3 separate regions of the Homo sapiens genome follow, and all the other regions are linked to region 3. Evidence: chromatin contacts called from ENCODE Hi-C or POLR2A ChIA-PET data. All regions are on one chromosome and are shown on one strand. Each heading gives the region's core, a stretch centred on a gene start or an enhancer-like site at or near the end of the contact. The rest is flanking DNA. Distances are from core to core; before and after follow the strand shown.

What was found. Hi-C counts contacts between places; a loop is a spot of excess contacts on that map. ChIA-PET counts read pairs that join two places held with the same protein, here RNA polymerase II (POLR2A). Pooled maps may share reads with other maps.
Region 1: a loop to region 3 is called in a map of gastrocnemius medialis, with 5 times the contacts of the local background. The contact joins the promoter of ZCCHC3 here to the promoter of SDCBP2-AS1 in region 3. A Hi-C loop is called at or near these places in 1 of 168 maps with a recorded cell type or tissue (gastrocnemius medialis), 1 of 37 single-sample maps with no recorded cell type and 13 of 50 pooled maps.
Region 2: a map of B cell shows a loop between it and region 3 (20-fold over the local background). The contact joins the promoter of PTPRA here to the promoter of SDCBP2-AS1 in region 3. A Hi-C loop is called at or near these places in 1 of 168 maps with a recorded cell type or tissue (B cell) and 4 of 50 pooled maps. POLR2A ChIA-PET finds 5 or more read pairs at or near these places in 1 of 52 experiments (activated naive CD4-positive, alpha-beta T cell).

The regions. Positions count from the first base shown.
Region 1 is chr20:294,835-298,846 of GRCh38, reverse strand. ZCCHC3 (zinc finger CCHC-type containing 3) reads right to left here and starts at 1,277. Exons shown (of 1, transcript NM_033089.7): 1 at 1-1,277. The coding sequence starts at 1,260. The coding sequence ends at 49. RefSeq lists silencers at 834-903, 1,084-1,173.
Region 2 is chr20:2,870,789-2,874,924 of GRCh38, reverse strand. PTPRA (protein tyrosine phosphatase receptor type A) reads right to left here and starts at 1,444. Exons shown (of 24, transcript NM_001385305.1): 1 at 1,165-1,444. RefSeq lists silencers at 971-1,250, 1,261-1,310, 1,491-1,560, 2,181-2,320 and enhancers at 805-1,434, 1,435-2,066, 2,067-2,696, 2,697-3,328.
Region 3 is chr20:1,323,315-1,327,642 of GRCh38, reverse strand. It overlaps SDCBP2-AS1 (SDCBP2 antisense RNA 1), which reads right to left and starts at 2,300. Exons shown (of 3, transcript NR_040049.1): 1 at 2,114-2,300. The region is part of intron 1 of SDCBP2 (syndecan binding protein 2); the gene reads left to right. All of the region lies in intron 2 of FKBP1A-SDCBP2 (FKBP1A-SDCBP2 readthrough (NMD candidate)), which reads left to right. It overlaps LOC124904856 (a long non-coding RNA gene), which reads right to left. Exons shown (of 2, transcript XR_007067487.1): 2 at 3,274-3,777. RefSeq lists enhancers at 1,724-2,018, 2,009-2,238.

The DNA.
Region 1 (4,012 bases), core at 28-2,527, 1.0 Mb after region 3:
AAGAGGGATAAGCTGGCTGTGTGTTCACCCTGGCAGGCAGGCGGGTGTTTAGTGCCCGGCCACGCCGGTTAGCTGAGCTGCCACGGAATTGTGCACTGCTTTGGGACACTGGGCAAAGGCGTGTCCTCGCTTGCCACAGAGGTTGCACACGATGCCCTTCCGGCAGTAAGGGCTCAGGTGCCCCTCCTCCCCGCACCTGAAGCACCTGTCCTGCGTGCAGCTGCCGCTCATGTGGGTCCGGGAACCACATTTAAAGCATGTCTTGGGCTGCCCCTTGTACCAGCTGTAGCCCCTCTCGGCCCCCAGGAAGAAGGCCCCTGGCAAGTGCCTGACCCCGCCCTCCCCCTGGCGCAGCTCGATCTCGCATTTGTACTCCCCGGTCCAGATCCCAAACCTGTCGGTCACTTTCACCGGCACGGCCAGCACGTCGCAGTGGCGCTTGAGCCAAGTCACAATGTCCTCCACGTCCACCGTCTCGTTCCGGAAGAGGATGAAGAGCGTCTTCAAGCTGGACTTGCTCCGCCCCAGCACCACAAAGTTCTCCCAGCAGTCCTCCTGCTCCCGCTTCTCCTCGTAGACGCGTAGGAACAGGGCCAGCTTCTCCGCTGAGCGGAAGCTCACGTCGAATTCGCGGCTGCCCGGGATCTGGATGACCGCGTAGATGTCGCTCGGGTCCATGCCGATGGAGCGCAGGATAAGCGCTCCTACCACGAAGTCCCGGGTCGGGCAGGCGCCCTCGTCTCCCTGGAAACAGATGCGGACGAGGAAGCGACCCTTGCCCGGGCCTGCCGCCGCCGCCGGCTCATCCTGGAGGGGCCGCTCGGCCGCGTCCTCGGCCTCGCCGGGCCTGGCCGGGGTCGCCATGGCGGCCGCCGCCGCCTCGGCCTTCTTCCTCCTGCCCGCCTCCGCAGCGCCCTTCTTTTTGCGGGGGTCCACCGCCTCGCCGGCCGGATCTCTCCGACGGCCCTTCGGATCCCCGCGGCCAGCCGGTGGGAAGTCGCCGAGGTCCGGCGCCGCCAGGCCCGCGGGGCCGCCGAGCCCGGCGCTCCCTCCACCGCCGCCGCTTTCCTCCTCCCGCCGCGGCGGCCGCGGCTCGCGGAATTCGCCCTTCTTCTCGGCTAGATTCTTCACCACCTGGGCCCAGCCCATCTTCTCGCGGCCGCCGTCGGCCTCCTCGCCCCGGGCCGCGGGCCGCGCGGGGGGCAGAAGCTGCGGCCGCCCCCGTTTCCTCTCTTCCTCCGCGCCGCCGCCGGTGGCCATTTTACCTCCTTCCCAGCATCCTCCACTCGCTCCCGCAGCCAAAGGGCGCCCATCGCGCGCGCCCGCCCGCCGGGGCTGTGTGGGTTTGGTTTTTTTTTTTTTTTGAAATTTGACGCTACCCTCCCCCGCCGCGCCCTCAAAGGTATCACATGCGGCGCATATTGGCCAGCGCCGGCTCTGCGCCCCCTGCGCTGAGCCTCTCTTCCGCCAGCGCTCGCTCCAACCTCACCTCCGTCCGCAGCGGGATGGGGCGCCCGGAGGCGGCCCTTTCCCCAGCGCGGGTTTGGCAGCCTCCGGCCTCGCTCTCGAGGATTTGGCGTTTCGCAAGCGGTGCTCGACGATTTCATGCTAGCAGCTTTGCTAACGGCCCACAGCCCACAGGCGGGACGGAGTTCGGCAACATCTCTCCCATTTTTTCTTTTTTGTACCTTTTCTGTTAAAAAAGCAAAAGCAATAGCAAAATTAAAACTTAGCTTTCCGTTTCCCCAGAACTGACTGCAATGCGTTATTTTTTTTCCCACGTCGGATTATGCACGTTTTCAAGAAGAAAAGTTGAAAGTTTTACAGTGAACATTTTACCATTAACTTTTTATCATTAAAATTTTACTCTGTCACACTACGCCTCGATCCATTCATCGGTCTTTATTTTTTGATACATTTCCAAGTAAGTCATATTGCATTAATTTTTATTTTTTTGAAAAGACTTTCGTCGTATTTAGGATGAAGTGTGAGTGCTGCTTAAGTTCCCAGTACTGTGTTAAGCACACTTCAGACTTTATTACATGGAATCTTCCAAAAACAATGCTGTAATTATGCCCATTTTACAGATAAAGAGGCAGGAGTTAAGTCACTTGGCGGAGTTAATAGGCAGCCCCACGTATAGGTAGCTTATATTTCTTTCTTTCTTTCTTTTTTGAGACGGACTCTTGGTCTGTCGCCCAGGCTGGAGTGCAGTGGCTCAATCTCGGCTCACTGCAGGCTCCGCCTCCCGGGTTCACGCCATTCTCCTGCCTCGGCCTCCTGAGTAGCTGGGACTACAGGCGCCCGCCACCACGCCTGGCTAATTTTTTGTATTTTTAGTAGAGACGGGATTTCACCGTGTTAGCCAGGATGGTCTCGATCTCCTGACCTCGTGATCGCCCGCCTCGGCCTCCCAAAGTGCTGGGGTTACAGGCGTGAGCCACCGCGCCCGGCCGGTAGCTTATATTTATTTAACCACTTTATTTCTGACGCCGTGGATCAAGAACTGTGCATCAGATCCTAGGAAACCTTGTTAACAGGCAGATTCCCTTCATCCCAACTGCTGGTATTGGTCTCAGGGGAGCCACTGACTTGGGCCGTTTGCACTTTCCAGTCCTCTCACTTTATATCCTCAGGCACCATTTCCTTTATCCCTTCTCAGCCACGCATTCCCGTGATCATACTCGGAACTTCACCATTACCAGAAACATCAATGTCTTAGATTCACATACTTCTCTGTTATTCTTTCTACTTGCCTGGTCAAGTTTCACCATGAGGAGAATACTTACACAACCAAACAATAGATGTATTTTAAACAATCTCTTCCATTCCTCTTATCTTAAGCCCTCACTCCAGGTAACTATCACATAATCAAATATCTGCAAGGGTCAGGCAGGTGCCTTAAGTAGAAGATATACTGGGTGAACTGGAGATCGAATATTCTATCTGAAGGGGCAACTGCTAGTCAACTGTAGCTGAATATTCCTCTCCAGAAGTGAGGGTCCACTGTGGGGGGATCTTTCAGTTTCCAAAGAGAAATCTGAACTCCAGTTTCTTCTTTTATGGGAAACATTCTTCTCTCTCTTTCGTCTTCTTTAAGATGGTCTCAGCTATATTTGGAACCTCCATATAAATTTCACAACCTGCCTACTAAGTTCCAGGAAACTATGAGATCTTAATTGGCGTTGCACTGCATTTGTACAGAATTACCACTTTATAACACGGAGTCTTTCCATCAATGACCCCACTTGATTTCTCACTTATTTAGGCCTTATTTTATGAATTTCAATAAAATATTATAGTTTTCTTCATAAAGGTCTTACATACTTTTGGGGATTTATTCCAAAGTACCACGTGGTTTGACTGCTATTGTAAGTGAAATTATTGTAAATCAGAAGTTACATATGGTTTGTTGGTGTCCGTTAGAGGAAACACGATTGAATTTTGTGTACTGACCCCATATCTGGCAACAAAGTTGAAACCTTAAAAAATTTCCAGTGGTTTTTGGAATCTCTTTACTTTTCTGTATTGCCAATCATATCGTCTGTGAATAATGAAGGTTTTGTCTCTTTTTTCAAATCTTATACTTTTTCTTGTCTTACTGCACTAGTCAGGAACTCTCATATAATCAACGTATTTTGAGCATTTTTGTTTTGTGTTGGACTTTAAAGGCATCTGTCTGTATTTTGAAAATATTTGACTTGTGGATTAGGTTCTGGCTCCATGTCCAATTTTGCTAATCATATCTTCTTCTGTTGTACAATTTCATTGGTATGTGTAGGGCCATCCTTTTGGTCAGTTTCATTTTTTCCAGGTCAAATTTTGCAGAGATTATTACATCAGGAGCTACAGGGGCCAGGCAGGTACCCTGCAAGGAGAGCAGTCCGGATGGGCACTGAGGCCGTATGGAGAGAGCAGCTCTGGAGGGCTGTGCAGATGATAAGAAGGAATGTCTAGGATCTTGTTATGTCGAGTATAGCAGGTGTCTCCACAAGAACCACGGCATCTTACC
Region 2 (4,136 bases), core at 195-2,694, 1.5 Mb before region 3:
CAACATGTGAGGGGGCAGTCAAGCAGCTCTGAATACTAGCCAGCAAGCGGGATGAGGGGAAGGAGAATTGGAGGATCCGATTAGGCTAAAAGTAAAGGAGTAAATTGAGGCAAGATTGTCAAGGGCTTTGTATGACCTGATAAGGCATTTTAGGCTTCATTCATCCCATGGGAAAAAGAAAAGCGAGGGAGTTTTTAAGTAAACAAGTGACAGCATCAGATCTGTTTCTGAAAGGAGTGGCCAGGCAGGAAGATGTTCGCCCTTTCCTAGTCAGTCCTCCTCTCGCCCACCATCTTCTGTTTCTCAGGCTGCCTGCACAGCTAGCAGGTGGCAAACGAAGCCATCTCCAGGGTGATGTGGACTGGTTCTAGAGCCGGAATCCCTCTCCTGAGCAAAGGCTTCTGATGGCGTTCACCCTGCAGAGGGTGGATTTGCACATTCTTCTTTTCCTGTCTTACAAATATCATCAGTGATCTCAAAAATAAAAACGAAACCCTCAAGACAGGACTCTGCTCTGCTATTTTTTTTTTTTAATCTTCAGGAGATATAATTAGTAACTAATTTTTTCAAAAAAAATTTTTTATTTACCGAAAGTAAAAAGGGAGGGGACCTGCGTTCTCAATTGGCCTATTCTGAATTCTGGGCAGCTCTCAGCCCTTATTTCCCTTCTTAAACAGCCTCAACAGTTGGGAGAGGGCGGCAAGGAGAGGGGCCTGGGAGACGGGCCGGGGGACCGAGGGAGGTGGACTTGAAGGGAAAGAAAAGTTGGTCACTGCAAAAGCAAATTTTCTCATGCCAAGAGTTTTCCTCTTTCCTCCCATTAAATGGACCTGAGCAAATTCTGTTCTCGCCGTTCTAAGTTTCTTCTCTGAGAATCAACTCTGGCAGTGCCCTGGCCTGGTCCCAGAAGGACGCATGCAAAGTTCCTGGGCAGTCGCGAGGGGTCGGCACTCGGGCCGGCACGTTTCCGGGGACCCCCTCCCCGCGACGGACCCGCAAGGATGCACAATCAACCTGCAGGCGCCCGCAGGCTTCTACCCGGAAAAGATGGCTTAGGGCTTCGGGCTCCGGGCTCTGGGCTGTGGCCCGGGACCCCTCCCACCGCCCCCGGGAGCCGCTCCCCCTTCCGGAGCCCACCCGGGCGCAGCGGCCGCGAACACTCACAGAGTCGGGCGTTGGGCGGGACCGCTGGGGACGAGGACAGCGGCTCCGCCTCGGCTCCGCGGCGGCGTTTCGGGCCGCCACTAGCCCTCAGGGCCGCCGCCCGGCCCGCGGCTCCGAGCCCCGCGGCGGCGGCGGCGGCCTCGCCTCCATGGCGAGGGGAAGCGGCTGAGGGGCGACTGGGCGGGCGACAGTGATGGCGGCAGCGGCCGGGGTCCGAGCGCGATCGCGCGCGCGCGCGTCTCTGTCAGCGCCGCACTCGCCGCAGCCTCGCTCCCGACCCGGCCTTGGCTGTAAGACGCGTGTTCATTGGCTGTTCAGAGACAGGCGCTGGTTGGCCGACAGCGAACGGGCGTCTCCGGCCCGCGCGGGCCCCGCCCTTGCGCTCCGCTGGGCGCTCACTTGCCGGCTGGGGCGCCGAACCCGGTCGCACGTTCTCCTGGTAGCTCCAGAGGGGTTCGCCCCGGGGCTGCCCAGTCCTTCGGGAAGCTGGACCCCGGAAGGACCGGCTGCGAGTGCACCAGTGCCTTCAGCCATTCTACAGTCACAGGCCTCATGACTTGGGCCTTCTTCCCAGTTTACAGATCAGGAAACCGAGGCCAGGCACAAACTACACCAATGTCTAGCCACCAGGGCGGCCTGCAACTCGAGAGCCATCTTCCTAACCCTCTCCAAACGTGATACTGTGGGTCTTTTTTTTCCCTCCCCTAATTGCTGCAAAGAACGACGGATCTCACTGGGGAGGGAGAGGAACCTGCCAAGTCCCTAGAACGGATCTGGCTCCGTGGGTGTCGTCTTATATCAAGTCAGCCCACGCCGTCCCCACCCGAGCTCCAGGGTAATCTCCCCCGCTTTCCAGATGCGCATGCTGGGGCCCCGCTCGCCACCGAGCTGAGTAGAAGCACAACACATGGTGCTCTGCGATGGAGGTGCCTTTTGCGATACGCCTGGCGGGGGAGGGGAGGCTCAAAACGCAGAGAGGAGCCAGAGTGCGCCCTCCCCCGGCCGGGGTTGGGGCGCGTACCCCCTTCCCGGCGCTCCCGGCACGGCGTCTGGTGCGTGACACCCGCGAAGCAATCGCTCAGTCCATCCAGCGGCAGCAGGTTCCTACACGGATCCCCGCGGGTGCTGCAGGACCTGAGCGTCTGCGGCTGAAAGCCGATTACGCAGTCGAGATAGGTGGTGGCAAATGCGACATTTCGCCGGGTTGTGATCCCCAGTAGGGACCCCTGGACATTCCGAGACCCGCGCAGGGCGAGCGGCTGGGCGTCTGCAGGCAAAAGACAGATTGCACAGTAGCGCACAAACCGAGCTTGCGGGTAGGGGACGCTTTATCCCAGACCCAGAGTCTGCGGTTCCCGGGGTAGGTGGCGGCGAGTCTCTCCTCCAGACCGGGCAACCCCTGAGTCCCCCTCACGCACCCCAGGCCGGAAGGAGTCCCACATTCGGGGCGCCCCCGGGGAAGGGTTGTGACCGGCGGCAACTCTTCATGGCAGGAAACACTGCGGCGCAAAAGGGGCTCCCAGCAGCCCCCACCATCTCCAGTCCTACCATCTCCGGTCCCCACCACCGCCTTCTGTTGGGGCGCCAGTTAGGGACTCTGTGCCCCACTCCTCCGTATTGTGGGCTCACATCAGCAGCCCCTACCATCTCCAGTCCTACCATCTCCGGTCCCCACCACCGCCTTCTGTTGGGGCGCCAGTTAGGGACTCTGTGCCCCACTCCTCCGTATTGTGGAATAAGTTAGTCCATGCTAACCAGAGCCAGGGCCTGGGAATATGGGTGGGGCGGGCCTCAGGCCGTCCCCTCCCCAGCAGGGAAGTCTCTCCTTGAGTGGGAGTTGTGACTCTCTCTCCCTCTCAGCAGGGCCAGCCTAGAGGTGAGGGTGAAATGGCCGAACCCGACACCTCTGACCAATAGACACTCCAGCCCAAAGGCCCAGAGTCCACACGCCTACTCTCCTAACGCTCAGACCCCAGTGAGGGTGGATCCTTCCCCACGCCCAACATTCACATATCCCCTTAAGTCCAAACTCAATCTATCCCGCAACACCGAATGGAAAAGTGAAAAGCAGGAAGTCAAAGTGTGAAAACCCCTAACAAGTAATGACTGCAAACGCAGGAGGTACCTCAGTAGCTGGGATAGCAGCCCTATGCTCTAGAACCAAACCCCACCAGCTTACTTTTGCCTTATATCTAATTTACACTATTATTTCTTAATATGTTTCTTTTTGTTGATTAGTTTTTTTTTACTTTTTATTTGTATTACCCTAGAAGGGGTTGACATGCTACTTATATTTTTAATATAACTGAAATAGTGATTGCAGTAAGTGTTCATCTTTGAGATTATCTGAAGGACCCCTTTTGGATATGACCACACTTGGAAAAATTGTTGTTGGGCGTGGTAGTCAAAGAGCCCGGGGTTTCCAGCCCCACCATGTGCTGGGTGACCTGAGCCTCCCTCTGCAACTCTTCCTGGAACTTCCCAGGGCTGTATTGAGAATTAGGCATGTTCAGCTTGGCAAGTAACCCATTCTCAGGAAATGAAAGTTCTTTCTCTCCCCATGAGACAGCTGCACTATGGTCAAAGCATTTGTGGGGTGTGCACAGGGGTGACAGAACTACAGACCAAGGAGAACTACAGACCCTGGAGACCCTGGGAAGGAGGGTTCAGCTCAGCAACCACACAGATGCTGTTTCCATTGGAAGAAGACAGAGCCCCCTCCTCAGCTGCCTGCCTGTAGAGACCTGCCCAGCCCTCCATCCTACTTGGCTCCCAGAGTGTCCTGAGCTCCCTCGCCCATCATCATCACAGAGTAAAGGGTTATCCTGGAAGAGAAGAGAACTGAGGAAGGGAAAGGAGGCAGTTTCCTGTGCCCAAGCCTACCCAAATGGGGGACTGCAGAGCCCTCCTACTCCTAGTCCTGCATTAGTCCCAACCCACAGGAGCACATACCTACAGGTAGGCATTTCGCA
Region 3 (4,328 bases), core at 1,051-3,550:
TCTCACAAGTCAGAAGCAGTCAGTCTGAACCCTGCCCTGCCTGGGCCTGGGTTCAGGCGTGTCTGCTTGAGGAAGTCACAGCTTTTCCCCAGCAGGCAGTGCAGCACTGAGAGGAGGAGTGGGGGTACATGCTGGTGGCCTAGCAACAGCTTCTTCTATTCCGACTCACCACATCCCTGGGCTAATTTGGCCTTCCAGGAGCTATTCCTCTGACACTCTAACCCACGCTTCCCTCCCGCGCACTGTCTTGTAAAGGACGGATGAGCTGTCCACAGGAACGAGTGGGAGTTCCATCACTTCAGCTCTTTGGAACAAAGTGTTCCAAAGAGTGTTCTCACTCTAAGTTCAAAGATGGGGGCTGAAGTCCCCTTGTCAGCCCTGCTGATCTCCGAAGCCCAGCTATTGGTTTGTTGTGGGTGTTGTTATTGCTTATATCAAAAAGTACAGAAGCTCAGGGATGGAAATCTGGAAAGGGCTGTGGGAGAGGAAAATTCCTCTGAGAGAGAGGGGTTAGGTGGGTTCTTTTCCTTTCGGAGGAACCAATTACTTGTGGGAAGCCATCAGCACAGAACTGAGCAAACTTCCACTGTCAGATTATAGGAGCCAGGCAGCCTTTCAACCTAACTCGTTAGGGCCATGGTTTCTCTCCTTTTCCAGGCCCAGGTTATTCTTCGAAAGACTTTCTACTTATTGACTGCAAACACAGACAGGCATGGGAAGAAAGACTGTATATTTAGGATATCAGGCTTTCTCTTCTCTCTGTGCCTGCTTTTCCACTCCTTTCAGAAATAGTAATGGGATGCCTGTTGTGTGCCAGGCACTGTGCTCAGCACTGGGGGTTAACAAATGAGTGACATTTCCTGACCAGTGAGGGAGATGAGCAAACAAACACAGCACAGTGGAAATCCAACCTAGGAAATGCAGAAGGCCTTGCTCATAGTAGGTGATTAACAAACACTTGTGGAATATATGATGAAGAGGCAAATACAAGAAATGCTGTCGTCTAGAGAAGGGAGGCTTGCCAATCTCCATGCGTACAGGTGGGGGAAAGCTTTAAATTGGAGGAAAAAGAGTTCACAACAAGGAAAAGAGAGAAGGCATGAATGACTCTTAAGACAGAGGGAATAGCACCTGCAAAAGCATGGAGGCATGAACTAGCAGGCTGACTTTTAGGACTCAACCTAAAGTAGTCTGGAATAAATGAACTTCATGATAAGTGTGGAGAAGAATGAGATGGTGAGAATGGAAACATTACCAGAAGTCAGGTCACAGAGATTTGAGGGCAAGAAGTAGGTATGGCTTCAGAAGGGAAAGGGAGGAGCTGAGGATAACTCCCAGATTTCTGACATAGCCCATGGGTGGATTCAGTGAGACCGCTGGGGAGGCGCGGCACAGCTGGGGAAAATCACGAGTCCAGTTTGGATAATCTGCGAGGTAAACGGGATCCAGAAGGCAACTGGACTCTCAGGCCTGGGCCTCCCTGTCCCTGGAATAGCACACTCTCTTCCCACTTGAACATCCATCCTACACGGCCCAGTCAGGGTCTTCTTCCTTCCTCCAGGAGACCTTCCTGATTGCCCTAGCCTTCCTCCTATACGCCACATCCAACTGCCTGAGTCCCTCATAACAGGCTTTCGGTCTGATTTTGCTGTGGGAATTGATTTGCCCGGCCAAGCCAAGAACCCTTCCCTAGGCAGCAGAAGCCCAGTCACTCAGTCACTGGTGGGTGGGACGCGGGGTGAATCTGCGTAGGGTGGGGCGGGGCATTTTTAGCTCAACACTGGGTCAGAAGTCACGGCCAGACAAGAAACGGGTGAGAAACGGGGGAGGAAGGGTGACGTCACAATTGGTAGGAAATACCTTGGGACTTGACGCTTTCGAAACCAAAGGGAGAGCAAAAGCAGCCGGGAGCGCGCGGGCCGACCTGGTTCTCCTCCCTTCCCACGGCTGCCTTAGTACAGAATCTTATAAGTCCTCCTCCTTCAGAGGCTACAAATGGTGTTCCGAGGCCAGGGGAGTTTAAAGCTCGATTTCACCCGCGCAGCCTCCAATCCGGTAAAGAGGGGCCGCGGAGCCCGACCAAGTCTTCCTATGCCTTACTCTGCTGCTTTACCTGATCTATTTTTGTGGATGCCGGCGCCAGCTACGGGCGCCCGGAGAAAGCACGAGGCCGGGTGGACTCTGGTAACGCAAGCGGCAAGGAGGCCGCCATGTTCCACTCTGCAGCCGCTAGGGATCGTGGGAGTCACCCCTAACCGCGCCCGGGCCTGGGTGGGCGAAACGCATGCGCTCTAGAAGTTGCTGAGTCGCTTGGCGGTGTTTCTGCGCAGGCGCCGTAGCCCATAGCAACCGCCGTAACCTGTAGCAACCGGAAGATGTCGCTTCCGGCTGGTTTGGGGCTAAGAAAGGGGTTATAGTCATTTCGAGATCATAGAACGATGTGACAGATAGGAAACTGAGGCTGGGTTGGAGGCAGGCCCTAGGGACCGTTGCGTTGGACCTCGCTCCTGTGGCGCGGTGGATGGAGTTTGTGGCTTGTGGCTCCTATTTCCCAAAGCAGGAAATTGAGACAGAGGGAAGGCACAGGTTCGTCCTGAGGCTGCAGCCCAGGTGATGGTTCCCCGGGTAAAAAATCAATATGATGCCCTTTGTTTATAAGGAGAAGGCAGGGACATGAAAGTAATTTCTAATAAAAGAATATGCATTTCACTTTGTAAAAGCTGAGGCTGGCTTACACCCGATCACGCTTGTACCCAACTTAGGAATCAGCTTAGGTTTACTAGAAGACAATATTCAGCTGAATTTTGCCAACAGTTTATATCTGACATCTTGAGTCAAAGGCTAAATATATTTATATAAAAGCGCGGAGTCACTGTGACAGCTACACATGTACACAGACGTGAGCATGCTGTTCGGGTGACTCACCCGTGGGGAGCAGGGTGGGCAGCGATTTTCCAGAATGGTGAGCAAAGTGTAACTCCCCACAACCAACCTGATATATGCATTTCCAGACAGTCTAGTGTGTACTAAAACTAGGGAAAAATTCATTGTGATTGTATGTACAACCAATTATAACGGATTTTTGGCTTACTTGAAAGTTTGGCAGGATATCTGAAAGTTGTGCGGGACAGGACCATTTGTTATGGTGACTGTAATGGACTGTCCCATCCATTACAGGAGTTTCATATCCCTGCCCCCCCCACCCCCGACAGGGATATGACTGTCCCCTCAGTCTCGTGACACCCAAAAATGCCCACATAAATTTCCAATCTGTTCCTTGGAAAACCACTGATTTATTCAGTCAAATAATTTTTGCTAGCATATGTGTGCTGGGCAGTGCCGTGGCGGGGAAGGATCGTGTGTGAACGGGACAGAGCTCCTGCCCTTATGAGTGAGGTCCAGTGTAAGAAAATACCCAGATATTAATCACATAATTTGATAAATAGCTTGGCAACAGGGGCAGTACAGGTCAGGGGTGGAATACATGGGAAGACCCAGCCAGGCAGCCTGGGTATCATGCAGTCTGGAAAAGCCAAGCAGAGAAGTAGCATCTGAACTGAGCCTCGAAGGAGCATCACACCAAGGAGGATGATGTGCACAGCAGAGGGACCAGCACGTCTGGCACACAGTGGACACTCAAATGTTTTGAATGATTGAACGAAACACAGCATGTTCGCTGGCAGGGAACCATTCCCCATTATATTGTGAGCTGCTACAAGGCAGGGGATACAGTATGCCTTTCCTATCCCCAGGTTTCACATCCATGGATCCAACCAACTGTAGACAGAAAATATTTAAAAATAAAAATTAAAAAAAACAACAAAAATTCAAATAAAAATAAAATATAACTTTGTTTAGCATTTACATTGCATTAGGTATTGTAAGTAATCTAGAGATGATTTAAAGTATACAGAAGAATGTGCATAAGTTATATGCAAATATTATGCCACTTTATGTAAGGGACATAAGCAGCTGTGGATGTTGGTATCCGAGGGATGGGGAGTGAGGGGCATTGTCCTGGAACCTACCCCAAGGAACGACTGTACCTGTTTTCTCACTTCCCCGCATCCCAGCACTAAGATGGGATCCAGAGAAGGTGGCAGTGGTGAAAGGATCTCAGACACAGAAAAAGGGTTATGTGATCTGGCCCGGGAGTGATTTCCAGGAAATGGATCTCTGACTCCCTGCTCTCCCAGGGGACAGCTGACAAAAATATAAGTGCTCTACTGGTTAAATGTTAGGAAAATCAGGGCAGGAGTGGCTGCTTATTTTCGCATCTGCTGTTCATGCGTGGTCCTGGTGGCAGGTCATGTTTTGGCAGATGATAG